Linked DNA regions of Homo sapiens: region 1 is linked to region 2. A link is an interaction called in ENCODE POLR2A ChIA-PET data of the cell type or tissue named here. Cell type or tissue: GM12878. All regions are shown on one strand. Links, peaks and the distances in the headings refer to the core of each region. The heading gives the core; the rest is flanking DNA. Region 1 overlaps SLC7A7 (solute carrier family 7 member 7). Region 2 overlaps OXA1L-DT (OXA1L divergent transcript).

What was found. Peaks named below come from ENCODE experiments on the same cell type or tissue, not always from the same donor. Only the 100,000 strongest peaks of a DNase experiment are listed, where the experiment ranks them.
Region 1: POLR2A ChIA-PET joins it to region 2 with 5 read pairs; 4 of 35 experiments call an interaction of 5 or more read pairs at or near these places.

The regions. Positions count from the first base shown.
Region 1 is chr14:22,789,084-22,802,932 of GRCh38, forward strand. All of the region lies in intron 2 of SLC7A7 (solute carrier family 7 member 7), which reads right to left. Among named protein-coding and RNA genes, the nearest start is that of SLC7A7, 19 kb to the right of the region's middle. RefSeq lists an enhancer at 7,431-7,500. In GM12878, for the core only: no CTCF peak of the experiment used is centred there; a DNase peak (open chromatin) is centred at 7,188; H3K4me3 peaks cover 1,197 bases; H3K27ac peaks cover 2,323 bases.
Region 2 is chr14:22,712,727-22,728,919 of GRCh38, forward strand. OXA1L-DT (OXA1L divergent transcript) reads right to left here. Exons shown (of 3, transcript XR_001750638.3): 2 at 4,370-4,494. It also overlaps the pseudogene LOC100421646. Among named protein-coding and RNA genes, the nearest start is that of OXA1L-DT, 46 kb to the right of the region's middle. In GM12878, for the core only: no CTCF peak of the experiment used is centred there; no DNase peak of the experiment used is centred there.

The DNA.
Region 1 (13,849 bases), core at 6,194-8,693, 77 kb after region 2:
CACGTTACTAATGATTTCCCACCCTTCTGCTCGTACTTCACTAACCAGATTTAACTTACAAGCCTAGAATTTGGGCAAGAATCCACCTTAAGTTATCACTTCAGAGTGCTGCTCATCCACCTCCGGTGGAAAGCTGGGCTATCACTTGTGGTAGGTAGACTAATGGCCCCCCAAAGATGTCCACCCCCTAATCCCTGGAACCTGTGAGCCATGTTATATTGCATGGCAAGGGAGAATTAAAGTTGCAGATAGAGGCCAGGCGCAGTGGCTCATGCCTGTAATCCCAGCACTTTAGGAGGCCAAGGCGGGCAGATCACCTGAGGTCAGGAATTCTAACCAACATGAGTCAGCCTAACCAACACGGTGAAACCCCGTCTCTACTAAAAATACAAAAAATAGCTGGGTGTGGTGGTGGGTGCCTATAATCCCAGCTACTCAGGAGGCTGAGGCAGGAGAATTGCTTGAACCCAGGAGGCGGAGGTTGCAGTGAGCCAAGATCACACCACTGCACTTCAGCCTGGGCAACAGAGCAAGACTCTGGCTCAAAAAAAAAAAAAAAAAAGAAAAAAGTTGCAGACAGAATGAAGATTGCTAATCAAGTGACAAAACAGGGAAATCATTCTGTATTCTCTGGGTGGGCCCAATGTAATCACAAAAGTTCTTAAAGATGAAAGAGGGAGGCAGAAAGGTCAATGTCAGAGTAGTACAATATGAGAAAGACTCTCCCAGTTACTGCTGACTTTGAAAATGGAAGGGTCCATGAGACTCTAGAAGCTGGGAAAGGCAAGAAGATGGATCCTCTCCTTAAGCCTCCAGAAAGAAACACAGTGCTACTTCATATTAGCCCAGTGAGACCCATTTCAGACTTCTGACCTCCAGAATTATGAGATGATAAATTTGTGTTGTTTTCAGCCACTCAATTGGTGGTAACTTGTTAGAGAAGCAATAGAAAACTCATATGTTGGCTGGGCACAGTGGCTCGCTCCTGTAATTCCAGCACTTTGGGAGGCCAGGGTGGGCTGATCCCTTGAGCTCAGGAGTTTGAAACCAGCCTGGGCAACATAGAGAAACCCTGATTCTACAAAAAATACAAAAATTAGCTGGGCCTGGTGGCGTGCACCTGTAGTCTCAACTACTCAGGAGGCTAAGGTGGGAGAATTGCTTGAGCCTGGGGAGGTCAAGGCTGCAGTGATCCTTGATTGCACCACTGCATTCCAGCCTGGGTGACAGAGCAAGACTGTCTCAAAAAAAAAAAAAAAAAAAAAAAAAAAACCTAACTGCAGGCAGAAAACTGGAAGTAGCACTGGGTGGTACTATTCATTACATTTGTTGAAAAATGGAGAAAGGGGAAGTGAAACCCTTGACAGCTCACTGGATCTTGGTGTACTGAAATTTCCCTCTCACTGCAATCAAAAGAATCTAAATGTGACCTTATGCAAAGAAGGCAGGCATCCCTTATGATAGCAGATCCTCAAACAAGTATGTACCTCTCTCTTTAATGTACTACATGAATCCCAGCTCTTCTAGCAAATCATCATTTTTGAACAAAGTATACTCTTTCATTATCATATTCTAATCAAATATCGCTGATGCCTATGAAATTGTTTCCTCCTTTCAGTAAAAGGTCAAATACGGGCCGGGCACAGTGGCTCATGCCTGTAATCCCAGCACTTTGGGAGGCGGAGGCAGACGAATCACGAGTTCAAGAGATTGAGACCATCCTGGCCAACATGGTGAAACCCCGTCTCTACTAAAAATACAAAAATTAGCTGGGTGTGGTGGTGTGCGCCTGTAGTCCCAGCTACTGGGGAGGCTGAGGCAGGAGAATCACTTGAGCCCAGGAGGCGGAGGTTGCAGTGAGCTAAGATCGCGCCACTGCACTCCAGCCTGGTGACAGAGCGAGACTCCGTCTCACAAAAAAAAAAAAAAAAGGTCAAATACGTTTATTAGCCTTACTTGTAATATTTGTAGATAAGAGTTCAAAAGCATCATTTCTGATCTTCCATCCCATTTTCTCCAAATGCGTTACTGAGCAACTCCTCTCTGCCTTTATTCTCTGCTATGTAGTCTCCAAAATACCCAGATTTATACTTTTATCTAGGCATTTTTCTCCTTGCCTCTAAAATTTCCATTCTAAAGCCTTATTATACACATCTCTCCCAATCCCTATAAACCTCCTCTATCCCTTACCAGGAGTTTATCTTTCTGGTATCTTAGAATCTTAGAATTTACGGTTAGGAACTCTGTTCTGTGTTCTTTTTTCTTTCACATACACAGCCTTCAGCTGACAAAGAGACGAAAATTCCACCTGCCACTCAGTTTGCTACTTTAAACTTCACGTCACCAGTGAGACATCTCAGCTATCTTCTGACTGGTGACATCATTCATCCCACAGCAATTAGCAGAAGGATAGCAGTCCCTAGGCTTAATTGGTGTGAGCAAGCTCTTGGTCACATGTTGCTCAGAAAAACTGCACATTTCTAGGTTAGGCTGGGTCTGTGTATAGTCAGATGCACACTATTCCTGGGGGAAGGCCAAACCCCACAACTGGCATACTCAGGCCTGCTAATACCCTGGTGTCTCCAAAATACTCTACCACTGCTGTTTCCTCAGAAGGTCCAGATATAAGCTCTCTGGAAACGCCTCATATCTGTTACCTAAACCCAGAGATTTCAAGTCTCTTCTTCCTTTTCTTTGCTGCATCCCCATTTGTTTTGTCTAATGTTGGTTTGGGAAAATCTCTACACCTTTTTTTTTTTTTTTTTAATTGAGATGGAGTCTCGCTCTGTCGCCCAGGCTGGAGTGCAGTGGCGCCATCTCGGCTCACTGCAAGCTCCGCCTCCTGGGTTCACGCCATTCTCCTGCCTCAGCCTCCCGAGTAGCTGGGACTACGGGCGTCCGCCACCACGTCCGGCTAATTTTTTTGTACTCTTAGTACAGACGGGGTTTCACCATGTTAGCCAGGATGGTCTCAATTTCCTGACCCCGTGATCCACCCGCCTTGGCCTCCCAAAGTGCTGGGATTACAGGCTTGAGCCACCGCGCCCGGCCTGGAAACTCTCTACACCTTGAAATCACAATTTCACCCTGGCTTCTTTGATACATTATTTCTTCCACTCTCCCTAGGTGCTGTTATTTCTCTCAGATAGCAGATGGCCTTCAAATTATTTTACCTTTCAGACTACAGAAACCTTTTACTCCAGGTGCAGTGGCTCATGCCTATAATCCCAGCACTTTGGAAGGCCAAGACGTGAGGATCACTTGAGGCCAGGAGTTGGAGACCAGCCTGGGCAGCATAGCAAGACCCTTTCTCTACAAAAAAATTACAAATTAGCTGGACTTGGTGGTGCACACTGATGGTCCTAGCTACTTGGAAGGCTGAGGTGGGAAGGTCACTTGAGTGCAGGATTGAGCCCATAACCATGCTACTGCACACCAGCCTGGGCAACAAAGCAAGACTTCGTCTCAGAAAATAAAATAACATTTTTGACCAGGCGTGGTGGTGGCTCACACCTGTAATCCCAGCATTTTGGGAAGCCGAAGTGGGCGGATCACCTGAGGTCAAGCGTTCATGACCAGCCTGACCAACATGGCAAAACCCCGTCTCTACTAAAAATACAAAAATTAGCCAGCCGTGGTGGCGCACGCCTGTAATCCTAGCTACCTGGGAGTCTGAGAGAGGAGAATCATTTTGAACCCAGGAGGCGGAGGTTGCAGTGAGCCGAGATTGCACCACTGCACTCCAGCCTGGATGATAGTGTGAGGCCCCGTCTCAAAGAAAGAAAGAGAGAGAGAGAGAGAGAGAGAGAGAGAAAGGAAAAGAAAAGAAAAATATCTTTTTTTTTTTTTTAAAGACAGAGTCTCGCTCTGTCGCCCAGGCTGGAGTGCAGTGGTGCGATCTTGGCTCACTGCAACCTCCGCCTCCCGGGTTCATGCCGTTCTCCTGCCTCAGCCTCCCAAGTAGCTGAGACTACAGGCGCCCGCCACCAAGCCCAGCTAATTTTTTGTATTCTTTAGTAGAGACAGGGTTTCACCGTGTTAGCCAGGATGGTCTCGATCTCCTGACCTCGTAATCCGCCCGCCTCGGCTTCCCAAAGTGCTGGGATTACAGGCGTAAACCACCACGCCCAGCCAATTAAAATAAAAATTTTAAAGAAACAACCAATTCGCTTACTCAGGTGTCATGGGTGAGAGCCTCTGTAATTGCAAAATTTTGACTGAGACAGTGAAAGAGATCTAACTTAACTGACTCCATCTTGCTTCTAACCTCCAAGCTGCCTTTATTCATTCCCAGGCATAGGCTGAACTAACTTTGGGAGAAACTTAGTTTATAATTTAGACAAAGAGGATAACAGCCCTTTCCCAAAGCAGACCTCCTTCTTGCCTGGGGACTAGATTGCCTTTGTAGGACTAACATTAGCCACAAGATTAGAAATTATGGTTTAGGGCTGGGCACGGTGGCTCATGCCTGTAATCCCAGCACTTTGGGAGCCATAGGAGGGCGGATCACCTGAGGTCAGGAGTTCAAGACCAGCCTGGGCAACATGGTGAAAACCTGTCTCTACTAAAAATAAAAAATAAAATTAGCTGGGTGTGGTGGCGTGCACCTGTAACCCCAGCTACTAGGGAGGCTGAGGCAGGAGAATTACTTCAACTCGGGAGGTGGAGGTGGCAGTGAGCCAATATCACACCACTGCACTCCAGCCTGGGTGACAGAGCAAGACTCCATCTCGAAAAAAAAAAAGAAATTATGGTTTAGGAGTCACGCAGCTGGAAGCTACAAGATTCTGACCTTCCCTAAACTGCTCCTAAGATCAGTGCTTGAGGTATTTTGTAGACCCTGCTCTTGGTGGATCAGCTGGCCCCCACCCAGATCAATAAACTGGCTTAGCTGATCTTGTGGCCCCCACCCAGGAACTGACTGAGAGCAAGAAGACAGCTCTGATTCCCTGTGATTTCATCTCTAACTAATCAGCACTCCTGGCTCACTGGCTTCCCCTGACCCACCAAGTTATCCTTAAAAACTCTGCTCCCAGAATGTTCGGGGAGACTGATTTGAGTAATAATAAAACTCCGGTCTCCCGCACAGCCGGCTCTGTGTGAATTACTCATTATTGCAATATCCCTGTCTTGAAGAATTGGCTCTGTCTAGGCAGTGGGCAAGGTGAACCCCTTGGGCAGTTACACCTCTGGCAAGAAGACACACCAAATGCAATCCCTGTGGGTCACTGGATCAGAGTCCTCCCGCTCTCCTTCCTGGAACTCAGTCAGCACTTTGGTCCCTGTGGCTCTGACCACTCTGAGGGAGCAAGCAGGCAGTTTGTACCAGGAGGGTCTTATAGTAACAACCCCGTGAGTCCCTTCTCCAAGCCGTGTAAATCCAATCCTTATTGGTTTGCTTAGCTAGGGGTCAGTTCAAGTCCTCAGGTACCAGATCTCAAGCCTGAGTGAGCATCAGTACCACCTGAGGAATTTGTCGACCCACAACTTCAGGGCCCCACACCCCAGAGGTTCTGATGCAGGAGACCTGAGACAGTTTCGCAGGCTAATCTGAGGATCTGCTTCTCTGGGTGTGTTTCCTTAGGTAATCACCTACGGAAATAACCACACACAGAGCAGCTGTATCAGAACAGTCGCAACCCTTTGCTAACTCAAGGCTCCTCTATCCTGGCTGCAAACTAGCATCACTTGACGAGCTTTAACAGTCCAGTGCTCAGGCCCCACCCAGACCAATGAAGTCAGAAATTCTGGGGTGGAACCCAGGCATCGGCATGTTTTTAAAACTCCCCAGGTGACTCTGAAGCATGGTGACAATTGAGAACGGCTTTTCCCACCTCTAGTGACACAAGACCCTCATCAATTCTCCTCAAAAGCAATTTTTCTGCTTCCTTAATTCTCGTTCTCCAAGCCAATTCTCATCTCATTCTTCTCCCCAGTGGTTCAGATTTATGTAGTCAGGGAGTGGGAGTGATGAGTATTGTTTTCTTTCTTTCTTTTTTTTTTTTTTTTTTTTTTGAGACAGCGTCTCACTCTGTTGCCCATGCTGGAATGCAGTGGCACAATCTTGGCTCACTGCAGCTTGGACCAAATGGGCTTAAACAATCCTCCCACCTCAGCCACCTGAGTAGCTGGGACTACAGGCATGCACCACCATGCCCAATTAATTTTTTTTTTTTTTTTTTGTAGAGACCAAGTTCTCCAGACTGGTCTCCTGAGCTTAAGCCATCCTCCTACCTCAGTCTCCCAAAATGCTAGGATTACAGGTGTGAGCCACCGTGCCCAATCTGAGTATTGCTTGCTTGCTTTCTTTCTTTCTTTCTTTCTTTCTTTCTTTCTTTCTTTCTTTCTTTCTTTCTTTCTTTTCTATTCTTTTCTTTTCTTTTCTTTTCTTTTCTTTTCTTTTTTAATTGAGACAGAGTCTCACTCTGTCGCCCAGGCTGGAGTGCAGTGGTGCAATCTCGGCTCACTGCAAGCTCCGCCTCCCGGGTTCACACCATTCTCCTGCCTCAGCCTCCCGAGTAGCTGGGACCACAGGCGCCTGCCACCACACCCAGCTAATTTTTTGTATTTTTAGTAGAGACGGGTTTCACCATGTTAGCCAGGATGGTCTCAATCTCCTGACCTTGTGATCTGCCCGCCTCGGCCTCCCAAAGTGCTGGGATTACAGGCGTGAGCCACCGTGCCCGGCCTTGTTTTCTTAATTCTCCAGATGATTCCAATCCACAGCCAGAGTTAGGACCCACTGCTGCCCAGCATCTTCCGCAACCTCCTCTAGGCTACCTGCCCAGCTTCTTCTGAGGCAGAGAGAAAAAGAAAGGAACATAGAAACATAGAACATAGAAAGGAAGAGAGCAAGGATGAGCCCCCAAAGGGACTTGATGATCAAAGCAGCATAAAGGTCTACCCCTTCACTGCTGGTCAAGAGTTTGTTCCAAAGTTCACAACAAACCCACACTAGAACCCAAGGCTCTGATGAAAGCCTATTTCTTGAGGTGAATATGGGCCAGAAAAGGTAAGTTTCTTCACCTCCACCCTCAGATGGCTCTTGGGAAAAGCCCTCTGAAAAAGGCAACTAGCTTCCAAGTAGAAGGTTCAAAGGGCAAAAGTCCGTTGGGGGGCCCAGCATCTGACTGTTCCACCTCATTAGCCACAAGTACATGAGATCAGTCATTCTGGTACCAGGAGAAGCTGCACGAGGACACCTGGCCAAAGCTCTCAGACACACAGAGATCCAAAGTCCTTCACAGCCCACAGCGGCTCTGGCAGACTCAGGGTAAGCTGTCTGCCCCCTTCCCACAGCAACCCTCAGCCCCCACCAGCACCCTGAAAGGCAAAAGCACGAAATACCCTTCTCAGCCAAGTTGAACCTGGAATCATATCTTCTGTTCATTCATCCAGCCAACATTTATTGAAGAACCCACTACATGCAATTCACTGTGGCCACATGTGTATGACACGAAGAATCTTTGCCTGATCCCTGAAGAACAGTACTCTGTAAACAAAGAGCCCTGAACTGCCAGGTACTGCTGACTCACTGGTACAGGGGACATACTGAAGGCATAGATGGTAAAAATGTCCTGGTAGTGTCCTGAATGGCAAAACAACTAGGTCTCAGTGTGGGCAAGTGTAGGTAAGGCAAGAACAGTCATGTCCACCTGTGAACAGTGGGCCAAAACACCTTGGCTCTGAGGAAAGGACAGTCGGGTGGAGCTGGACTTCTGGACACCTATCCTCTTGCTGAGAGGAAAGTTCCACCTCTCTTGCAAAACAGAAAGAAAAGGCTCAGCCCTCCTTTCTGATCCCTGAGCTATTGTGAAGTAAAATGTAAACTGCTTTTAAGTCATCCAAAGACAGCATGCGGAAGGTAAAGCTTTTAGAAATCAATAAGATGCATATGATATGAATATAACTTGCAGTAATAGATACTATTTTTAACTGACAACTGTGTGCCAGGTCACTATGTACTTACACCTATCTTCTAATTTAATCTGACAGAGAGTAAGTTTTATTATCTTTATTTTACACTTGAGAAAACTGAGGTCAGGCAGTGACTAGCTCCAAAGCCTACATCCATTCCACCACACCACATACCTCCCTAACTGTATGCAAGAATGTGAGACGGGGAGTGGGATTATCTCCCCCTGTGGTAATGGAGATGCCTAGAACTTCAGAGCACTGGGGCAGTCCACGAATTTCTCCAAGAAGTCAGAATAAGCAGCTTCAGGAGGTGCCATCTGCACACCTCTCTGTTTGGGAAAAGCAACCATTTCTACTACCCTAGACAGGACAGTGAGGCTCCTTCAAAACTCAGAATTCCTTCACTCACTCACTCATTCATTCATTCATTAAGCTTATATTGAGTACCCACTGTGTTCCAGGCCCTGTGCAGGCTCTGAGATTAAGATCCAGTCTCCAGCCTTCACTCAAAAGTGGACATTGACAATTACAAGAATCAGTTGCTATGAAAGTCACTGAGAGGCAACCTATCTACCCACACGTCACTGGAGGAGTGAATGGGGTGCAGGCAAGCACCAGGATCACTGTTATCTGGACTGAGTGCATGGAGGCTGCTGCTGGGGTGGGGGAGGGGAAGCAATATTCCTGACAGAGAGGGCAAAACGTTATTACCCTGACAATGAAATCAGCAATGAATGAAGTCAACCACCCGTATAAAAAAACCTACTTAAGCAATAACCAGTAAATGATTTCAAGGTCTATTAGTAATACCAGACTATCTAGGGCTGTAGTTCAACAGCTCTAAAGGTAGACTATGCCTGCCAAAAGACTGCAAACAACTGGCAGGAGCAGAGACTCTGTGTTTGCTCTTTGGAAACTGTCATGATTTGAATAGAAAAAGATGAAAATATGGTACAAATATAGATCACATTTCTATGAGGTAGGGACCCCATTTTATAGAAGAGAGAACTGAGGGCTGGGCACGGTGGCTCATGCCTGTAATCCCAGCAATTTGAGAGGCCGAGGAAGGTAGATCACCTGAGGTCAGGAGTTTCAGACTAGCCTGGCCAACATGGTGAAACCCCATCTCTACTAAAAATACAAAAAATTAGCCGGGCATAGTGGTGGGCACCTGTAATCCCAGCTACTCGGGAGGCTGAGGCAGGAGAATCGCTTGAACCCAGGAGGCGGAGGTTGCAGTAAACTGAGATTACGCCACTGCACTCCAGACTGGGCAACAAGAGTGAAACTCTGTCAAAAAAAAAGAAGAAGAAGAAGGAGAAGGAGGAAAAGGAGAAGGAGAAGGAGAACAAGAGGAAACTGAGGCTAATAAATTTGACCTAGCATTGATTGAATCCTGCCTGATTCCACGCTGTTCACCACCATGCACCAGTGCCTTCCAAAGGGATAAGGGTATCCCCTACACTGTTCAAGAAAAAGAAGTCTGACTCAGGGCACCCAATCATTACAGCCATGGAGAAGGCATCATTGTAGGGTAGAGATATTTCATCCAACTTTTCCAGAAACATACCTCAACCAACCTAAGGCAGGCTTAACTCTTTTTCATAAAATCGTCCCTCAACCTTGGTCCTTTCCTCTAACAATCACCCTCCATGCTTTCAGAATCATTCATCTGAAGAGCATGTCTACATTCCTTCCCGTTCCTGGGTCTCTACAATGCAGTCTGAGATGTTGCAACTCCTTCCTCTTTCACCCTGCAAAAGTTTTCCTTTGACCCTCTGAGTTGCCAATTCCAAATGACATTTTATTCCTTATTTTAAACTTAATAGCTCCTCCAGAAAGGCTATTTTTGAGTGTAAACCTGCCACCTCTGGTATGCTGCCCTTGCTCTGTGCTCTCACCTCCCCAATTAACTACACTGCATTAGAACAGTGTACATATGTCTCTCCCACCCACGAGAGCTGTGTGAGGGCAGAGAGTGGATAACAGTTATCCTTGTACCCATGGGCATAGTCCTGAACTAGACACACAGTAACACTTAATACATTTTGCTGGGTGAATAAATGATATTTCTGAAACCTGATTTCACCCTCACTGCCCTGAAATTTCATTGCCTTAGGAGAAAGCCCACATGAAAAGCCACCAGTGACCTTCATATCAATAAATCCAATCAACTATACTCAATCTTTACCTAGCTTGACCTCTTAGCAGATTGGACACAGGTAGTCATTCATTCCTTCTCAATTCACTCCCTTCCACTCACCATCTTCCAGGTTTCCACCTATCTCTCTAGATGCTCCTTCTCCATCTTTTCACAAAATACCTATCCCTCAAATGTGGGTATTCCTCAGAATGCTTCTAAGCCCCTTTGTCCTCCCTTTCTACATCTTGTCCCAAGGTCATCTCATCTGTTCCTGTGGTTTCTTTTTCTTTTTATTTTTTTCTTTCTTTTTTTTTTTTTTTTTTTTTTTTGAGACAGAATCTTGCTCTGTCACCCAAGATGGAGTGCAGTGGAGCTGTCTCGGCTCACTGCAACCTCTTCCTCCAGGGTTCAAGCGATTCTCCTGCCTCAGCCTCCAGAGTAGCTGGGACTACAGGTGCACACCACCATGCCCGGCTAGTTTTTGTATTTTTAGTAGAGACAGGGTTTCGCCATGTTGGCCAGGCTGGTCTCGAACTCCTGGCCTCAAGTGATCAGCCCACCTCAGCCTCCCAAAGTGTTGGGATTACAGGTGTGAGCCACCGCCCTGGCCTGTTCCTATGGTTTCAATAACCATATATACAATGATGACTCCCAAAAGTATATCATCAGCCCAACTGTCATGATTCTAGATATATATGAATATTCAACCACCTACTGGACATTACCAGGCACATCAAACTCAACATGTCCAAAACTGATTCCATCAATTTCTCCCAAACCTACTGCACCTTCGGTGTTCCCCATACAAGTAACTGGCGTCACCATCCACCCATTTATGCAAGCCAAAGACCTGGGCATGTTATTGTCATCAACAACTTCCACTCATATCTACTCATAGTCCAAGTCTTAAGTCTCCCTGTCCCCAAAACATGACTCTAGTCCAAGCCACCATCATTTCTCACTAGGATCATAGCAGCAGCTTCCCACCTGTCTCCCAGCTTTCAATCCTACATAGAAAAACTAATCTTTCTTAAACTCACAAATTCTAAAATCTAAATCACAAATGCCACTCTTCTGCTTTTAAAGGCCTTAAGAGTTTTCTCATTGCCTTAGAAGACAGCCCACCAAACTCCTTAATATAGTTGGTGCAATAGATTGGAGTTTTCCAATATGCCTCAACGTCTCCCATCCCATATTCCTTTCTTACAATGTGACTTTGACACTCTACCCATCAAGAGGCAGGGTCTGTACCCCTCTTCTCGAAACTGGATGGTCTTCTGTGAATGCCTCTACCTATAGAGTATGACAGAATTGACACCATGCAACTTCAGAGACTAGGTCATAAAAGGCAATGCAACTTCCACTTTGGGTGCTACAACACTCATTCTGGACGCTTTCAGCTGCCTGCATAAGCAGTCTGACTGCCCACGAGTCACCACGCTGTGAGAAAGCTCAACACAGTCCATACGGAAAGACCACATGGAAAGACTGACACAATTTGATAAAGAAGGCCGGGTGCGGTGGCTCACACCCGTAATCCTAACACTTTGTTTGGGAGGCCGAGGCGGGTAGATCACCTGAGGTCAGGAGTTCAAGACTAACCTGGCCAACACGGTGAAACCCCGTCTCTACTAAAAATATAAAAATTAGCCGGGCGTGGTGGGGCACGCCTGTAATCCCAGCTACTCAGGAGGCTGAGGAAGGAGAATTGCTTGAATCTGAGAGGTGGAGGTTGCAGTGAGCCGAGATCGCGCCACTGCACTCCAACCTGCACAACCGGAGCAAGACTCCACCTCAAAAAAAGAAAAAAAAGAAGCCCAGATTGTCTGCAACTTCCTCAGCAACCGTTTTTCCAGCTCCTGTCACCATCTGCTGCAACCACATGAGGGACCCTGACCTAGAACTGTCCCACTAAGCCCTTCCCAAATTTCTAAGCCACAGAAATCATAAAAAAAATGACTACTGTTTTAAGACACTACGTTTTAGACTATTTGTTATAGCACAATAATAACTAGCACAGCTTATAAAGCTTTGAACAACCTATGCCTTGACTCTATTTACCTCTGCAAGCCAACTCTCAACCTTTTCTTCCTGAAATTCAACACTGCAGCCCACCCTGAACTCCTTTCAGTGCCTGAAAGGAGCACTTCTGGCATTTAGGTTTTCATACATTCTGTTCTTGCTGCTTGGAACACTCCTCTTCTACTCTTGATTAATTCTTCTTCGCCATTCAGGTATCAGCTCAAACTTCTACAGGAATGGTTTCTAAATGCCTAGGTTAGGACTGGTCTCCTCCTGTGCCTTGTTCTACCTTGCAAATCACAACACCATCACAATCCATTAAAACCCTGTATCAGAGGCCAGGCACGGTGGCTCACGCCTGTAATCCCAGCACTTTGGGAGGCCGAGGCAGGCGGATCATGAGGTCAAGAGATCAAGACCATCCTGGCCAACATGGTGAAACCCCGTCTAAAAAATACAAAAATTAGCTGAGCATGGTGGTGCATGCCTGTAGTCCCAGCTACTCAGGAGGAGACAGGAGAATCTCTTGAACCTGGGAAGCAGAGGTTGCAGTGAGCTGAGATTGCGCCACTGCACTCCAGCCTGGTGACAGAGCGAGACTCCGTCTCAAAAAAACAAAACAAAACAAAAATCCCTGTATTGGGTTGCCCATCCTGACCCCGGCATGCACCCATGCATGCGGTCACACACACCCACGCACACACATAAAGTGCTCCAAAAAGACAATGACAGTGCAGGGAACGTGGCAACCTCTTCGCAAATACTTGTTGAATGTTTAATCTCCAACCCTATCTCTTTCCTAAATTCCAAAGAGCATATCTGCCTACTATGCTAAAAATAAATTCCAAATTCAACATGCCCCCATCCTCCTCCTCACAGTAAATGATATCACTGCCTACAAATTGTCTAAACCAGAAACATCATCTCTTCATTCAAAGACTATTTATTGAGGGCCGGGCACGGTAGGTGGCTCACGCCTGCAATCCCAGCACTTTGGGAGGCCGAGGCAGGCAGATCACTTGAGTTCAGGAGTTCGAGACCAGCCTGGCCAACATGGTGAAACCCCATCTGTACTAAAAATACAAAAATTAGCAGGGCGGGGTGACATGCACCTGTAGTCCCAGCTACTCAGGACACTGAGGCAGGAGAATCCCTTGAACCCGGGAGGCAGAGGTTGCAGTGAGCCAAGATCCTGCTACTGTACTCCAGCCTGGGCGACAGAGCAAGACTCTGTCTCAAAACAACAACAACAACAACCAAACAAACAAACAAAAAAAATATTTATCAAGCTTCTCTGTTTCCTTGCTGGGGATACAGTGGATTATAGATAGGCACAGCTCTTCTGGCACAAAACTTACAAGATGGTAGATGTTTTCCTTGACACTTCCCTCTCCCTTATACTTGACATCTTAATAGGTCTCATTGGTTGTATTGATTATACCTTCTAAATTGTGCTCAGATCTATCCTTCCTTGTCCACCCCAACTGCCATCACCGTAGTTCAGGTTTTTGTCATTTCCTGCCTGGATTGCTACAAGAGCTTCCTAATAGTGTCTCTGCCTCCAGCCTTGTCCCCTAAGTTCCACCCCAGCTATATCACTCCCCTGTTTAAAGTCCTTTAATGGTTCCTCATATGCTTTGAATAAATTCTAAAACCCTACAAAGATATACCTTGTGTTCTAGCCCCTTGCCCATCTTGGTCCCCTCATATCCCACAATCCCCCATGCACCCCCACACCCCATACATTTTTTTCATCTTGTGCCTTTA
Region 2 (16,193 bases), core at 5,212-7,711:
AATATCGCGGAGAGTATACAACTCCCCGTGATATTGTTCCTAATATCCAGGTTCGGAAAGGATGATATTACTTTCAGTATCTCAAGAGGTGTACACCTTGCCTGTGATATTGTTCCTAATTTCCATGGGCGAAGAGGATAATATTACTCGCAATATTGCAGGGAGTGTACAGCCCTCCTGTGATATTGTTCTGAATATCCAGAAAGGAAGAAAATGATATTACTTCCAATAACGCACGGGATGTACACCCCCACCTGTGATATTGTTTCTAATATGCGGAAGTGGAGAGGATTATATTACTCCCAATATCGAGATGTTGTACAACCTTTCTGTGATATTGTTCCTAATATCCAGGGGGGTAAAGGATAATATTACTCCTAAGATCACAGTTGGTATACACCTCTCTGTAAGGCTGTTTCTAATATCCAGGGAAGGAGAGGATGATATTACTCTTTTTTTTTTTTTTTTTTTTTTTGAGGCGGAGTCACGCTCTGTCACCCAGGCTGGAGTGCAGCGGCGCGATCTCGGCTCACTGCAAGCTCCGCCTCCCGGGTTCACGCCATTCTCCCGCCTCAGCCTCCCGAGCAGCTGGAACTACAGGCGCCCTCTACCGCGCCCGGCTAATTTTTGTATTTTTTTTTTTTTTTTTTAGTAGAGACGGGGTTTCACCGTGTTAGGCAGGATAGTCTCGATCTCCTGACCTCGTGATCCGCCCGCCTCGGCCTCCCAAAGTGCTGGGATAACAAGCGTGAGCCACCGCGCCCAGCCGTGATATTACTCTTAACATCGCAGGGGGTGTACACTTCCCCTGTGATATTGTTTCTAAATCCAGAGGGGAAGTGGATGATATTACTCCTAATATCGCACGGCGTGTACACCTTTCCCACCATGATATTGTTCCTAATATCCAGGGCGGGAGAGGATGATATTACTCCCACTATCGCAGGGGTTGCATACCCCCTCTGTGATATTGTTTTTAATATCCAGGGGGCAGAAGATGATATTACTCCCAATATTGCAGAGGGCGTACAAAGCCCCGCCCCGTGATATTCTTCCTAATATCCAGGAGGGGAGAGGATGAAATTACTCTTTATATTGCAGGAGGCATACACATCCGTGTGATAATGTTTTTAGTATCAGTTGGGGAGAAGATGATATTACTTTCAAAATCGTGGGGGTGTACACCCCCCGTTGTGATATCGTTTATAATATCCAGGAGGGGAGAGGATGATATTACTCCCAATATCGCAGGGGGTGTGCACCCTCCCTGTGATTTTATTCCTAATATTCAGGTGGGAAGAGGATGATATTACTCCCAATATCGCAGGTGGGGAAAACACCCCGCCTGTGATATTGTTCTTAATATCCATTAAGGGAGCAGATGATATTACTCCCAAAATTGCAGTGAGTGTACACCCACCCTGTAATATTGTTCCTAATATCCCGGGAGGGAGAGTATGTTGTTACTACCAATTTCGAAGGGGGCGTACACCCCCTCTGTGATACTGTTTTTAATATCCAAGGGGAAAGAGGATTATATTACTCCCAATATCGCAGGGGGTGTGCACTCCTATGTGATATTGTTCCTAATATCTAGCGGGGGTAGGGGATAATATTACTCCAAATATCGCAGGGAATGTACACGTTCTCTGGGATATTGTTTTTAATATTTGAGGATGGAGGATGATATTACTTCCAATATTGCAGGGAGTGTACACCCACCCTCTCATGTTTTTCCTAATATCCAGGGGAAAAACTATTACTCTTAATATCACAGGAGGCGTACACACCCCAGCCCCCGATATTGTTCCTAATACCCGGGGGGGCGGGGAGAAGATAATATTACTCCCAATATCAGAGAAAGTGTACATTCCTTCTGTGACATCGTTTCTAATATCCATGGAAGAAGATTATATTACTTTCAAATTTGCAGATGGTGTACACCCCTCCCCCCCGTGATATAGTTCCTAATATCCAGGAGGAGAGAAGATGATATTACTCTCAATACCTCAATATCGCAGGGAATGTAAACACCCCTGTGATATTGTTCCTACTACCCAGGAGGAGGGGATAAAATTATATTACTCCCAATATCGCAGGCGCTGTACACCCCACTGTAATATTTTTCCTAATATCCAGAGCGAGAGAGGATATTATTACTCCCAGTATGGCGGAAGGCGTACACCTTCCCTGTGATACTGTTCCTAATATCCAGGGGGAAAGAGTATGATATTACTCCCAATATTGTAGGAGGTGTACACACCCCAGTGATATTTTTCTCTAATATGCAGAAGGGGAGAGGGTGATATTACTCTCAATTTCGCAGGTGCTGTACACCCCCTGTGATATTGCTCGTAATTTCCAAAGAGGGAGATGATATTACTCCCAATAACATAAACACACTGTGTTGACAACTCCCTGCCATGTGGCTCGTAATGTGGGAGAAGGGGGTGACATTACCCCCATATGGTGGGGGTGGACACCCTCCCACCGTGTGGCTCATAACCTCCAGGGCAAATGGGGGGAGTGATATTACTCCCCATATGGTGGGGGTGGACACCCCCCTGCCATGTGGCTCATAACCTCCAGGGGGGTAGAGGGGGGTGATATCACTTCCCATATGGTGGGGGTGGACACCCTCCCACCATGTGGCTCATAACCTCCAGGAGGGTAGATGGGCGTGATATCACTTCCCATGATGTGGGGGTGGACACCCTCCCACCATGTGGCTCGTAACCTCCAGGGCGAATGGGGGGAGTGATATTACTCCCCATATGGTGGGGATGGACTCCCCTTGCCATGTGGCTCGTAATATCCAGGGGGGAAGAAGGGGGTGATATTACTCCCCATATGGTGGAGGTGGACTCCCTCCCGCCATGTGGCTCGTAACCTCCAGGGTGAATGGGGTCAGTGATATTACTCCCCATATGGTGGGGGTGGACACCCCCCTGCCATGTGGCTCGTAACCTCCAGGTGGGGAGAGGGGGGTGATATTACTTTCCATATGGCAGGAGGTGGACATTATCATTATTAATTCATTTTTATATTATTATTAAGACTAATAAACATATTAAAGCAATGACTCAACAAATCTAGCTTTATATTATTTCACTTACCACTTCTATTTTTCCAAAACAACTTTTTAATTAAAATTATAAAATTAAATTAATAAAAAATATTGAATTAAATTATTTAATTAAATTAATAAAAAATTAATAGAAATTTTTTAAATTTTGTAGTTGCCTTTTTGAGAGTTTTTTTAGAATAGTTTTCTCTTTGGAGAATATAAAGTACACAGAATTTTCATACTCATAGTTTCTATCTTCTTATCATTCTTGTTTATATTATGCAATAATTTACCATGTAGATCTTCACTGCCTCTGTAAAGTATTGTTTGCATAATTCCATTGAGTTTTTCTGCTCAGCAATTATGTTTTTAAGCTATGATTTTTCTCACTTTTCTCAGTATTTTTTCTATAATTTCTAAATTAATTTTATATAATTTATATTAGTGCAATTATCGTTCAAATCACATTTTAAAATGTAAACATTAGGAAAGATTTTTCACAGCTTTGGGTTAGTTCTTTTCAGAGAAAGGTATTTGTTAAGATTTCACATATTAGGCTCTCTCTTTAAATTCCCAAATCAACCCACTTTCTCTGTTAGAAAAGGGTCTACAATTGCAAAGAATTTGGAAGTGATGTGGTTTTTGTCCGTCTTAATCTTGCACAAGCAACAGAAAATATTGAATGATTTTTCATCTGTCTATGGATTTCGTAGTCTGCACTGAGTAAGACAGGACATACATAGGCAGGGCGAATACTTGAAAAATATTTTGTCTTGCAAGCACTATAGAAAGTCAAACTAAATAATGCAAAAATCCATCTCTAATTGTCTTTAAAGGAAGCATCCTTGGTAAGGCTGAAGATTTACTCAGAATCTTGTTTACAGTAAGTGCAAACTGTAAGTGCTACATATAGTAGAATTCAGCCTATCCAAATGAATGCTTGGAACAATTGTTATAAATTCAGATGCAACAGATTTAAACACATATACCTTAATATCCAACTTCTCAAGCCCTGTTCTGAAGGACATGAGCTTCTGTCATTATCTTAACAAATAGCAGAAAAACAACTTTATCAATGTTAAGAAAAGATACTCTGGGTGACTTTACTCTGAGTTGAAAGGCCCTCCTTCTAAGGAATTAGTGTTCTGGAGTAAAACTTGGATTTCAAAAACCTAAATTCTAGCAGCACACACCACCCTCCCCCCTCAACTCTGCCACACACACACCCTTAGCTTGAGTTGGCATTTTATCTAAGGTACACTATGAGCAATCATTAGTTATGCCCTTGCATTTTATCCTTACCTTCAAAACTCATTTTTAGGCAGGTTTCTTATTCTCCTCACTGGATTGTTTCATATCTCACTTTGGTTTCCTTTACATCCGGTTTCTTGAAATGTCAATATTTAGATGATATTCTCTGGCTTCTGCTGAAATAGATAATTTTTCCTATTGAATTTATTTGATCATTTACATGGATTTTAAGTATATAACCTCAAATTTTTATTTTTAACCGAATATACTTTAATAATATGCATGGGTCATTTTATAAAATGTTTTTTAGCAATAATTATATTTCAGAAATATATTTTTTATTTAGAAATTTCACTTTCTGTGAACTGCCATATTTTCCCATGAAAGTAATGATTTTTCACGTTTAGCAATTCCTTGCATAAGGTAGGTTGTGCTTGCCTAATTTTGGCATGCATTCAAGAATGGATAAATCAAGACTGGCTACAACAAATGTTAGTGAGGATGTGGAATGACCTCCTATATTGATAATGAAAAGGTAAAGTGGTATAATGAAATTTGAAAAACTTTTTGCAATTTCTTATAAAATTAAACATGCATCTATTCTACAACCACACAATTCTATTCCTAGTTACTTTTCCAAGGAAAATTAAGATGTATGCCTACAAAAGACTTATAAAAATATGTTCACAGCAACTTCATTTACAACAGAAAAACTGAAAATAACCCAGAATTCAATCAGCAGTACGTACACACATTTTAGTATATTTGTTTAATAGAATACCACTTAATGATAAAAAAAAAAAGAAACACACAACATGGATGAATTTCAAAAACATTCTAAGGAGAAGAAAAAGCTGGGCACAAAATAATACATACTGTGTAATTCCAAATATATGAAGTTCTAGAACAGATAAGTGGTTGTTCTGTGCAGGAAGAGGCAGTAAGAAACTTTTGGGTGTAATAAACATGCTTTTATCTTGAAAAGGGTGGGGCTTATACTTGTGTATGCATTTGTGAAATGTATTAAGTTGTAAACCTAAGATTGGTCCATTTCACTGTATGTAAATGTAAGTTTAAAAAAAGCAAATAAGTGATAAGTTTGATGTTTTGAAATAAACATTAAACTCCATTGAGTTGGTTTTCTTTTATAGATTAGTCCATTGTCATGCTGCTATGGAGAAACACCCGAGACTGGGTAATTTATGAAGAAAAGAGGTTTAATTGACTCATGGTTCTGGATGGCTGGGGAAGCCTCAGGAAACTTACAGTCATGGTGGTGGAAGGCACCTCTTCACAGGGTGGCAGGAGAGAGAAATGCCAGGCAAAGCGGGGGAAAGCCCCTTATAAAACCATCAGATCTGAGGAGAACTCACTCACTATCATGAGAACAGCATAGGGATAATCGTCGCCATAATTTGATTATCTCCCAAAACACATGGGAATTATGGAAACTACAATTCAAGATGAGATTTGGGTGTGGACACAGCCAAACCATATCAAGTGGTATCTTTTAAAATTCTGAAACTATTTTTTATCAACTTAAGCAAATAAATTATCTTTTGAGAATTACAGGAACCAGATTTCTCACAGTTCGAACACAATGTTACCAATGGAAAGGCAGAAGACTAGAATGTACCCTGTGGTGTTTTGTTTTGTTTTTTTTTGACATCAGAAATGATGTATCAATATGCAATCATGGTTTCAACATATGTAAACTATGTGTCTATATCGTAGCTTTCTGCAGAAAGAGTCTAGAAATAATAACACACAAGTACCACTAAACTTATCTACTATTTGATTATTAAATGCCACGTTTCATTAATACGAACAAGAATTCCTTAAAGAAATTGCTGATCTCAGAGTTGGAAGTGAGAGCAAGTAGAAGATGGGCCTGAAGTAACTTTTTGCATCAGAAAATAAGAACGTGCTAGGTCTTAGTCTGTTCAGGCTGCTATAACAAAATACCGTGGACTGGGTGTAACAACAGACACTTATTTCTTCTACTTCTGGAGGTGAAGAAGTCCAAGTTAGAGGTGCCATCCAATTTGGATCTTGGTGAGGGTCCATTTCCGTCTCTTTCCTCTCTGGTGTCTTCAGTGATGGAGAGAGAGAGAGTTCTAGTTTGTCTTCCACTTCCAGTAAGGACACTAATCACATCATGAGGCCCTACCTCATGACCCAAACCAAATTACCTTCCAAATGCCCCTGGCTCCAAATGGCATACCCCTGGGAGTTAAAACTTTAACATATAAATTTGGGGGTGAGGACACAAACTTTCAGTTCTTAATAACATGACAAAAAATTGTTATAGTGATAAGCAGGAAGGAAAGGGATACAAAGTACATAATCTATGAGCATAGCTATATAAACTAATAAACAATAAATAAAAATTTAAAAATACAACAGAAGTACATCGAAATCAGGCCTGGAGCAGTGGCTCACACTTGTAATCCTAGCACTTTGGGAGGCTGAGGCTGGAGGACAGCTTGAGCCCAGGAGTTTGAGACCAGTCTGGGCAACATGGTAAAACCCTGTCTCTAAAAAAAAAAAAAAAAAAGAATCAGCCAGGAGTGGTGGTGCATGCCTGTAGTCCCAGCTACTTGGGAGGTGAAGGTGGGAAGATCAATTGAGCCCAGGAGGTTGAGACTGCAGTGAGCTAGGATTACACCACTGCACTCCAGCCTGGGTGACAGAGTGACATACTATCTCAAAAAAAAAAAAAAGTACATCAAAAATAATTTTTTGTTTTGTTTTTATTTTTGTTTGTTTGTTTGGAGATGGAGTCTTGCTCTGTTGCCCAGGCTGGAGTGCAGTGACACAATCTCAGCTCACTGCAACCTCCTCCTCCGGGTTCAAGTGATTCTCATGCCTCAGCCTCCCGAGTAGCTGGGATTGGAGGATTTATTGTTCAATGGGTATAGAGTTTCAGTTTGGTCTCGAATTTTTTTTTCAAGACCTTGGCCTCCCAAAGTGTTGGGACTGCAGGTGTCCGGCCAGTAGTACAAAAATTTTAAAGACGCTGAGTAACTGTGAGCAAAATTATGAGATTTTTACTCTGTTTGCCAGTCTTCATAGTCCCTGCCACACCTAATTCAACATTTTGTTGTTGTTGTTGTTGTTGCCTGTCTTTATGGAACCTATTTAAAGAAATCAACTTGATTTTTACACTTGTATTTCATTGGTTTATTTTTAGTTAGTTAAAATACGTAATTACAATAACTAGTCCATTTATGAAAGGAGGAGTTTGGAAACAACTGATTCTTGGTATAAGTCAACTGGTGGAACAAAAGTGTGTGTGTACAGAAGCCTACTAGCTGCAAAGGCTCAGCATGCTGTGGACATCAATCATTTGGGAGCACACAGATGGAGAACAGAGCTATTGGAAGCATACTATTTGCATTCATATCCCAGCTCAGCTACCTTTTAGCCATTTAATCTTGAACAAGAAAGATTTCTCTGTATCTCAGTTATACACATGGCAATATAGTATCTACCTTATAAAATCCTTATAAACATTAAATAGGTAAATATTTTGTTAGAATGCTGAACACAGGGCTTGGTACAGAGTAAGTACCATGTTAAGTGAAGGTATTATCTTTTAGAGAAGGAATCAGTTGAATAAATAAAGCTGAATTAAGAGATCTCAGCCAGGCACAGTGGCTCACGCCTGTAATCCCAACACTTTGGGAAGCCAAGGCAGGCGGACCAAAAGGTCAAGAGATTGAGACCATCCTGGCCAACATGGTGAAACCCCGTCTCTACTAAAAATACAAAAATTAGCTGGGCGTTGTGGCATACACCTGTAGTCCCAGCTACTTGGGAGGCTGAGGCAGGAGAATCGCTTGAACATGGGAGGCGGAGGTTGCAGCAAGCCGAGATTACGCCACTGCACTCCAGCCTGGGTGACAAAGAGAGACTCCATCTCAAAAAAAAGAAAAAAGAGAGAGAGAGATCTATCTTAGGGAAAAAATAAGTTAGATACTTCATATTTTAAACTGAAATTAATTCAAAATGAATTAAACAGATAAACATAAAACATGAACGAGAAGAAAAGTTTAGGTAGAAAATTATCTTATTTAAGGTGTGTAGAGTTGTTTTAATGGAAAAAATATGAAAAAATAAATGTAAATTTGGCTATGTAAAGTTTTTAAAGTTCTTTAAGTCAGAGAAAAATAATGTAATGGCCATATGCAGTTTCTACCTGCCTAGCATCCATTACCCATTCTTACCCTAATAGGATCCTGATTTTTCTCAAGAAAGCCCCTTTCCATTCTCAGTCTATGTAGCCCAGGTGGCACTGACTTCATTCTCAATGAATCAGAGCACGACCATGGTTATTGGCTTAGGGATGGCCTCACAACCATCTAATCAGGCCAATGAGACGAAATGAGTCAATTCAGAGACACTTATGAGAACTGATGGGAGAGAGGCTCTCTCTCTCTCTGAACTTGAAACTGGGAGAATGTAGACCTGAAAAAAGTAAAAACCACTTTCCAAATCATTTTAAGAGGCTAACAAAACCTTGATATCAAAACTGAAAAGGACATGACAGTAAAGAAAAATTACAAACGAATCTTTCTCACAAACATAGCTACAAAAATCCTAAATATCAGCATACTGAATGAAATGATACACAAAAAAAATAATGCATCTTGCAGGCATGGTGGCTCACGCCTGTAATCCCAGCACTATGGGAGGCTGAGGCAGGTGGATCATGAGGTCAGGAGATCGAGACCATCCTGGCCAACATGGTGAAACCCTGTCTCTACTACAAATACAAAAATTAGCTGGGCATGGTGACATGCACCTGTAGTCCCAGCTACTCGGGAGGCTGAGGCAGGAGAATTGCTTGAACCTGGGAGTTGGAGGTTGCAGTGAGCCAAGACTGTGCCACTGCAGTCCAGCCTGGTGAGAGAGTGAGACTCCATCTCAAAAAAAAAAAAATAGTTCTTTGCTGGTGCAGTGGTTTGCACCTGTAGTCCTAGCTACTAGGGAGGCTGAGGCAGCATGATCACTTGAGTCCAGGAGTCCAAGGCTGTATTTCACTAAGATCTAGCCTGTGAATAGCCACTTCTCTCCAGCCTGGGAAATAGAGCAAGACCCCATCTCTAAAAATAAAAATAAAAAAAAGAAATAACTCTTTATCACACTCTTAAGTTAAAGAAATATTTGTAATCTATTAAAGAGCAACTATAGAAACCTATAGCAAACATCATACTTTGTCGTAAAATGTTGAAAGATTACCTTCTGAGATCAGGAATAAATCACCATGCTATCACCCACTTCTACTGTACTACAGTTGCTATCCAATGCATTATAGCAAGAAAAAGAAATTAAAGGACTAAGTATTGAGAATGGAAGAAATAATGCTATTATTATCACCACTGATATGCTCTTGGAATTAATAATTTCAATTGATACAAGTTCAGTCCACAAAAAAAAGCTTTGTTTTATATATCAGCAAAAAATAGTTAGAAAATTAAAATGTTTATTTGTTAGTCCATTCTCATACTGCTATAAAGAAATTCCAGAGACTGGGTAATTTATAAAGAAAATAGGTTTAATTGGCTCACAGTTCCACAAGCTGTACAGGAAGCATGGCAGCATCTGCTTCTAGGAAGGCCTCAGGGAGCTTTGATTCATGGTGGAAGGCAAAGGAGGAGCAGGCATCTTGCATGGCAGGAGCAGGACCGAGGGCAGGGGGAGGTGCCACACACTTTCAAACAATCAGATCTCATGAGAACTCACTATTGTGATGACAGCACCAAGGGAGATGGTGTTAAACCGTGAGAAACTGCCCCCATGATCCAATCACCTCCTATCAGGCCCCACCTCCAACACTGGAGACTACAATTGAACATGAGATTTGGGCAGGGACATATCCAAACTATGTCAGTTTAGGAGCTAAGTGCAGTGGCTCACACCTGTAATTCCAGCTACTCAAGAGGATGAGGAAGGCTGAGCATGGTGGCTCACGCCTGTAATCCCAGCACTTTGGGAGGCCGAGGCAGGTGGATTGTGAGGTCAAGAAATTGAGACCATCCTGGCCAACATGGTGAAACCCCGTCTCTATCAAAAATATTAAAAAATTAGCCAGGTGTGGTGGCATATACCTGTAATCCCAGCTACTTGGGAGGCTGAGGCAGGAGAATTGCTTGAACCTGGGAGGCAGAGGTTGCAGTGAGCCGAGATTGTGTTACTGCACTCTAGCGTGGGTGACAGAGCGATACTCCCTCTCAAAAAAAAAAAAAAAAAAGAGGATGAGGAATGAGGATCACTTAGGGCCAGGAGTTTGAGACCAGCCTGAGCAACATAGCAGGAACCTGTCTCTAAAACAATTTTTAAAAATTAGCCAGCAGTGGGGACAATCAGTGACAGCAGGTGGTCTCTAAGCCCAGTTGCCGCCTAATCTTTCCCTAACTTTGGGTGCTACCTTTAGAGGGGACAATTGTGGGCAGAGAAGCTGCATCTAGATGGCTGTGAGAGGCAGGAGGGGTTCCTGGGGGCTCAGCTGGCTCTGCAGGGGAACAGGGGATAGGAGTCAGGATTGTCCAGGAGGGTGGCCAGTAAGGTAAGAGGTTACCTTACTGAGAGGTTACCAGAATAGGGCTCCTACCTGAGCTCCACACCTGCAGGGCCCCAGGCAGGACCTCCCTAGTGGTAGCTTCCACAGCTACAGGGCAAGTGAAGCAGGAGGGGCAGAGCTGATCTTGCTTGTCTGAAGGGCTTGAAGCCAGCACCCCTGGGCACGGGCTGTGAAACCAAGGAGCAGCCTGTGGAACCCCCATCATCCACCCTCTACAGAGGGCTCATAGAAAAAATTGTAATGTTCCTCCCAGCTTCTCCCTCTATCCACTTTTGAACAGAGTAGATTGCCTTGCTAGGCCCAGAGCCAACTTTGACAAGAAGCGGTCAGGCTGAATCTTCAACCCATAGCAGAGCAAGGTCCCCCTGGCCACCCAGAAATTCAGCACTCTGGACAACACAAAGAGGAAGCATTTACTGGCACCTTTTCCTCCACCCATTTCTGTACTAATAGAAATTTCTGTGAGGATGGAAATGTTCTATGTCTGCATGATCCAATGTGGTAGCCCCTAGTCACATGTGACTGTTGGGTACCTCAAGTGTGGCTAGTGCAACTGAGGAAATGAAATTTTAACTTTATTTAATTGTAATGTCTTTTCCTAAATGACAAAGATTTGTTTTTATGTTATGGGTGCTGTGAATCATTACAAGATCACATTTCTCTCTGTGCTGGCTGCTAGGAAGCTTGTCAGTTTTGGATCCTATGGTTGCAAGAGTATATAGCCTCATGGCATGCGCCTTTAATATAACCTCATTCTCAGCTTCCTTTTATTTTTACTTTTTCCCATTGCCCTGCTTAATTTTTTATCTTGTCAATGTGGTAAGCCTTGAATCCTTTGTGCTGGGATAACAGGTGTGAGCCACCACGCCTCCTGGCCCTAGAATGAAATTTTTAACTCAAAACTAAACTATAAGCTATTTATAGGAGGTAAAAGGATGAAAAAATATATACTAGAAAAACGTTAACTAAAAAAATCGGCATACGTTTATTAATATTAGGTAAAATAGACTTTAAAGCCAAAAATAGCATTATGAAGATGAGGAGGATCATTGCTTGAAGGGGTGGGTTGCCCCTCCACACCTGTGGGTGTTTCTCGTTAGGTGGAACGAGAGACTTGGAAAAGAAAAAGACACAGAGACAAAGTATAGAGAAAGAAATAAGGGGACCCAGGGAACCAGCGTTCAGCATATGGAGGATCCCGCCAGCCTCTGAGTTCCCTTAGTATTTATTGATCATTAGTGGGTGTTTCTCCGAGAGGGGGATGTGTCACAGTCACAAGACAATAGTGGGGAGAGGGTCAGCAGACAAACACGTGAACAAAGGTCTTTGCATCATAGACAAGGTAAAGAATCAAGTGCTGTGCTTTTAGATATGCATACATATAAATATCTCAATGCTTTACAAAGCAGTATTGCTGCCCGCATGTCCCACCTCCAGCCCTAAGGCGGCTTTTCCCTATCTCAGTAGATGGAACGTACAATCGGGTTTTATACCGAGACATTCCATTGCCCAGGGACCAGCAGGAGACAGATGCCTTCCTCTTGTCTCAACTGCAAGAGGCATGCCTTCCTCTTATACTAATCCTCCTCAGCACAGACCCTTTATGGGTGTCGGGCTGGGGGACGATCAGGTCTTTCCCTTCCCATGAGGCCATATTTCAGACTATCACATGGGGAGAAACCTTGGACAATACCTGGCTTTCCTAGGCAGCGGTCCCTGCGGCCTTCCACAGTGTTTGTGTCCCTGGGTACTTGAGATTAGGGAGTGGTGATGACTCTTAACCAGCATGCTGCCTTCAAGCATCTGTTTAACAAAGCGCATCTTGCACCGCCCTTAATCCATTTAACCCTGAGGTGACACAGCACATGTTTCAGAGAGCACGGGGTTGGGGGTAAGGTCATAGATTAACAGAACCTCAAGGCAGAAGAATTTTTCTTAGTACAGAACAAAATGGAGTCTCCTATGTCTACTTCTTTCTACACAGACACAGCAACAATCTGATCTCTCTTGCTTTTCCCCACATTGCTTAATGACATAAAGTTCCAGCACTGAATAACATAGCTGCAAAAAATATAAAGCAAGGATTAACATGATGAAAAGGAAATATTTCTAAAACCATCATCATAGTAGAATATTTCACACAATTATTTTAGTTATTGATAGTTGAGGCAGATAAAAAAATAAATCTTTTGTGATCAAGACAAGGTATAGAGAGTGATCAAACACACAGACCTATACCTCTGCCACTTTTTGCTCATGCCCTTGGGCCCTGACTGGACCCACAAGCAATTCACCCTGGTCAGCTGTGGTCTCTGCCCTTCCTCGGAGAGTTAGCTGCTCATTATCCCAGTCCACAGAGGCTGCTGTCAGCTGGTAGAGTACTTGGTCCCAAGCAGCTTCTCTTATAGGAGCTGATGCAGGCTGTGAGCCATCTCCACTCCCCCACGGTGTCTCCAGCACAACATCCTCCTCCCAACACATGGGCTGCTCCCCACACAGGACCCACATCACCACATGGCAGTGTGGAGCCTGGGGAGGCAGTGGCACTGCTGGAGGGGCTGACTCCCCATTGGGAGTCACAGCCATGAATAAGAGGAGTGGTTCCATCAGCATCTCCCAGTCCATGGGGGTTGAGGGGAGCAGGTTTCCTGTTGGGGAAGACAGCAGGGGCATGGGCAGTGTAGTACTCTGGACTTCACCTCCCCAGGGCCTCCTTGGTGTCAGGGAAACCAGCTCCCCATTCAAACCTTACTTGAATCATCCAGGCCCTGTTCCAATTGTTGGCCTGGCTCAAGGTCTGGCCCATCTGCTGCTGAGCCCAGAGAGGGGTGCCGGGGTTAGCTGGGGACTGGGTTCGCCTGGCCTGGAGGGTATGAGAGGCTTCAGCCAGCCAGAGCCACTCTGTGCCGACAGTCCAGCATCTCAGTACTCAAAGCCCCCACATGCTTGTGAGATAGGGTTGGGGGGGTCAATGATTAAGGAATGCAGAGCCCTTGACAATCATACACGCATGCGCAGCTGGCCCATGCCCCTTGTCTGAAACCTTGGCTGCCTGCTCACCACCTTGAGCAAGAAGGCCAAGTTCCTTATGGCCTACAATGACCTCTCTGGCCCTGGGCCCCTCCCAGCGTCATCCCACTCCACTCCCTATTCCCACTTGTAGTTGTTGCTTGTCTCTGTGTTTTCATTAATGTCTTCTCACTCTGCAGGGCTGCCTCCTGCTTATTCTTCCAGATATGGCTCTTACTTTCCTGACTACCTCAGGCAGAGTTAATCACCCTAACTCTAATCACCCATAATACATGTCCTTGTGCTCATCACTGGTTGTTTCATGGTATTATCATTATAGATTTACCCACTTATCTCTCTAGCTAAACTTAATAGTAAACTCTGCATAATGTCTGGCACACAACAGGTGGTAAATAAATATTTGCTGGATACAAGTCTCCCCAGTAGCTGGGATTACAGGCGTGTGCCACCACGTCTGGCTAATTTTTATATTTTTAGTAGAGATGGGGTTTCACTGTGTTGGTCAGGCTGGTCTCAGACTCCTGACCTCGTGACCTGCTTGCCTCGGCCTCCCAAAGTCCGGGGATTACAGGTGTGAGCCACCGCGCCTGGCCTGTTTGGTTCTTTATTCTTGGGAACTGAAGGTCCCTGTCTGTTACAGTGTAACCACCCAATGGGTTCAGCTTGCCTGCTGCCTCAACAGAGCCGATTTATCAAGAGAGGAACTGCAATAGAGAAAGAGTAATTTACACAGAGCCAGCTGTGCAGGAGACTGGAGTTCTATTATTACTCACATCAGTCTCTCTGGGAGCAGATTTTTTAAGGACAACTTCGTGGATGGAGGGAAGCCAGTGAGCCAGGAGTGCTAATTGGCCAGGTAGGAGATGCAATCATAGTGAATTGAAGCTGTCCTCTTGCATTGAGTCAGTTCCTGGGTGGGGGCCACATGAGACTGCCAGATGAGCCAGTTAATCAATCTGGATGGTGCCAGTTGATCTGTCAAGTGCAGGGTCTGCAAAATATCTCAAGCACTGATCTTAGGAGCATTTTGGGAGGTCAGAATCTTGTAGCCTCTAGCTGCATGACTCCTAAGCCATAATTTCTAATCTTGTGACTAATTTGTTAGTCCTACAAAGGCAGTCTAGTCTCCAGGCAAGAAGGATGATTGTTTTGGAAACGGGCTGTTATTGTCTTTGTTTTAAACGATAAACTAAGGCCAGTCCCGGTGGCTCACACCTGTAATCCCACCACTTTGTGGGGAGGAGGCAGGCGCATCATGAGGTCAGGAGTTCGAGACCAGCCTGGCCAATATGGTGAAACCCCGTCTCTATTAAAAATACAAAAATTAGCCGGGCGTGGTGGTGGGTTCCTGTAGTCCCAGCTATTCAGAAGGCTGAGGCAGAAGAACTGCTTGAACTCGGGAGGCAGAGGTTGCAGTGAGCCGAGATCACACCACTGCACTCCAGCCTGGGCGACAGAGCGAGACTCTGTCTCAAAACAAACAAACAAACAAACAAACAAAAAACTATAAACTAAGTTACTCTCAAAGTTAGTTCAGCATACCCCCAGGAATGAACAAGGACAGCTTTGAGGTTAAAAGCAAGATGGAGCTGGCTAGGTCAAATCTCTTTCATTATCTCAGTTACAATTTTGCAATGGCAGGTTTCTACAATAGGTGGCTAGTCAGGCATGAGCAGGGCAGGAGAGAGTTTCCCCCACCCACCAGAAATGTCAGGCCACCATCAGATTATGGTCTGACAGCTGTCACACTAAAATGATAATTGGTCACAGCACCAGGGAGAGGCAATTTCCCAACAGATAAAAATGCGGCTGGGCGCGGTGGCTCGTGCCTATAATCCCAGCACTTTAGGAAGCCAAGGTGGGTGGATTGCCTGAGGTCAGGAGTTCGAAACCAGCCTGGCCAACATGGTGAAACCTTGTCTCTACCAAAAATAGAAAAATTAGCCAGGCATGGTGGCTCACACCTGTAATCCCAGCACTTTGGGAAGCTGAGGCGGGTGGATCACTTGAGGTCAGAAGTTCGAGACCAGCCTGGCCAACATGGTGAAACCCTGTCTCTACTAAAAATAGAAAAATTAGCTGGGTGTGGTGGCACGTGCCTGTGATCCCAGCTACTCAGGAGGCTGAAGCAGGAGAATCACTTGAACCCACGAGGCAGAGGTTGCCGTGAGCCGAGATCATGCCATTGCACTCCAGCCTGGGCGACAGAGCAAGACTCCATCTCAAAAAAAAAAGAAAAAAAATTCAAAAATTAGCTGA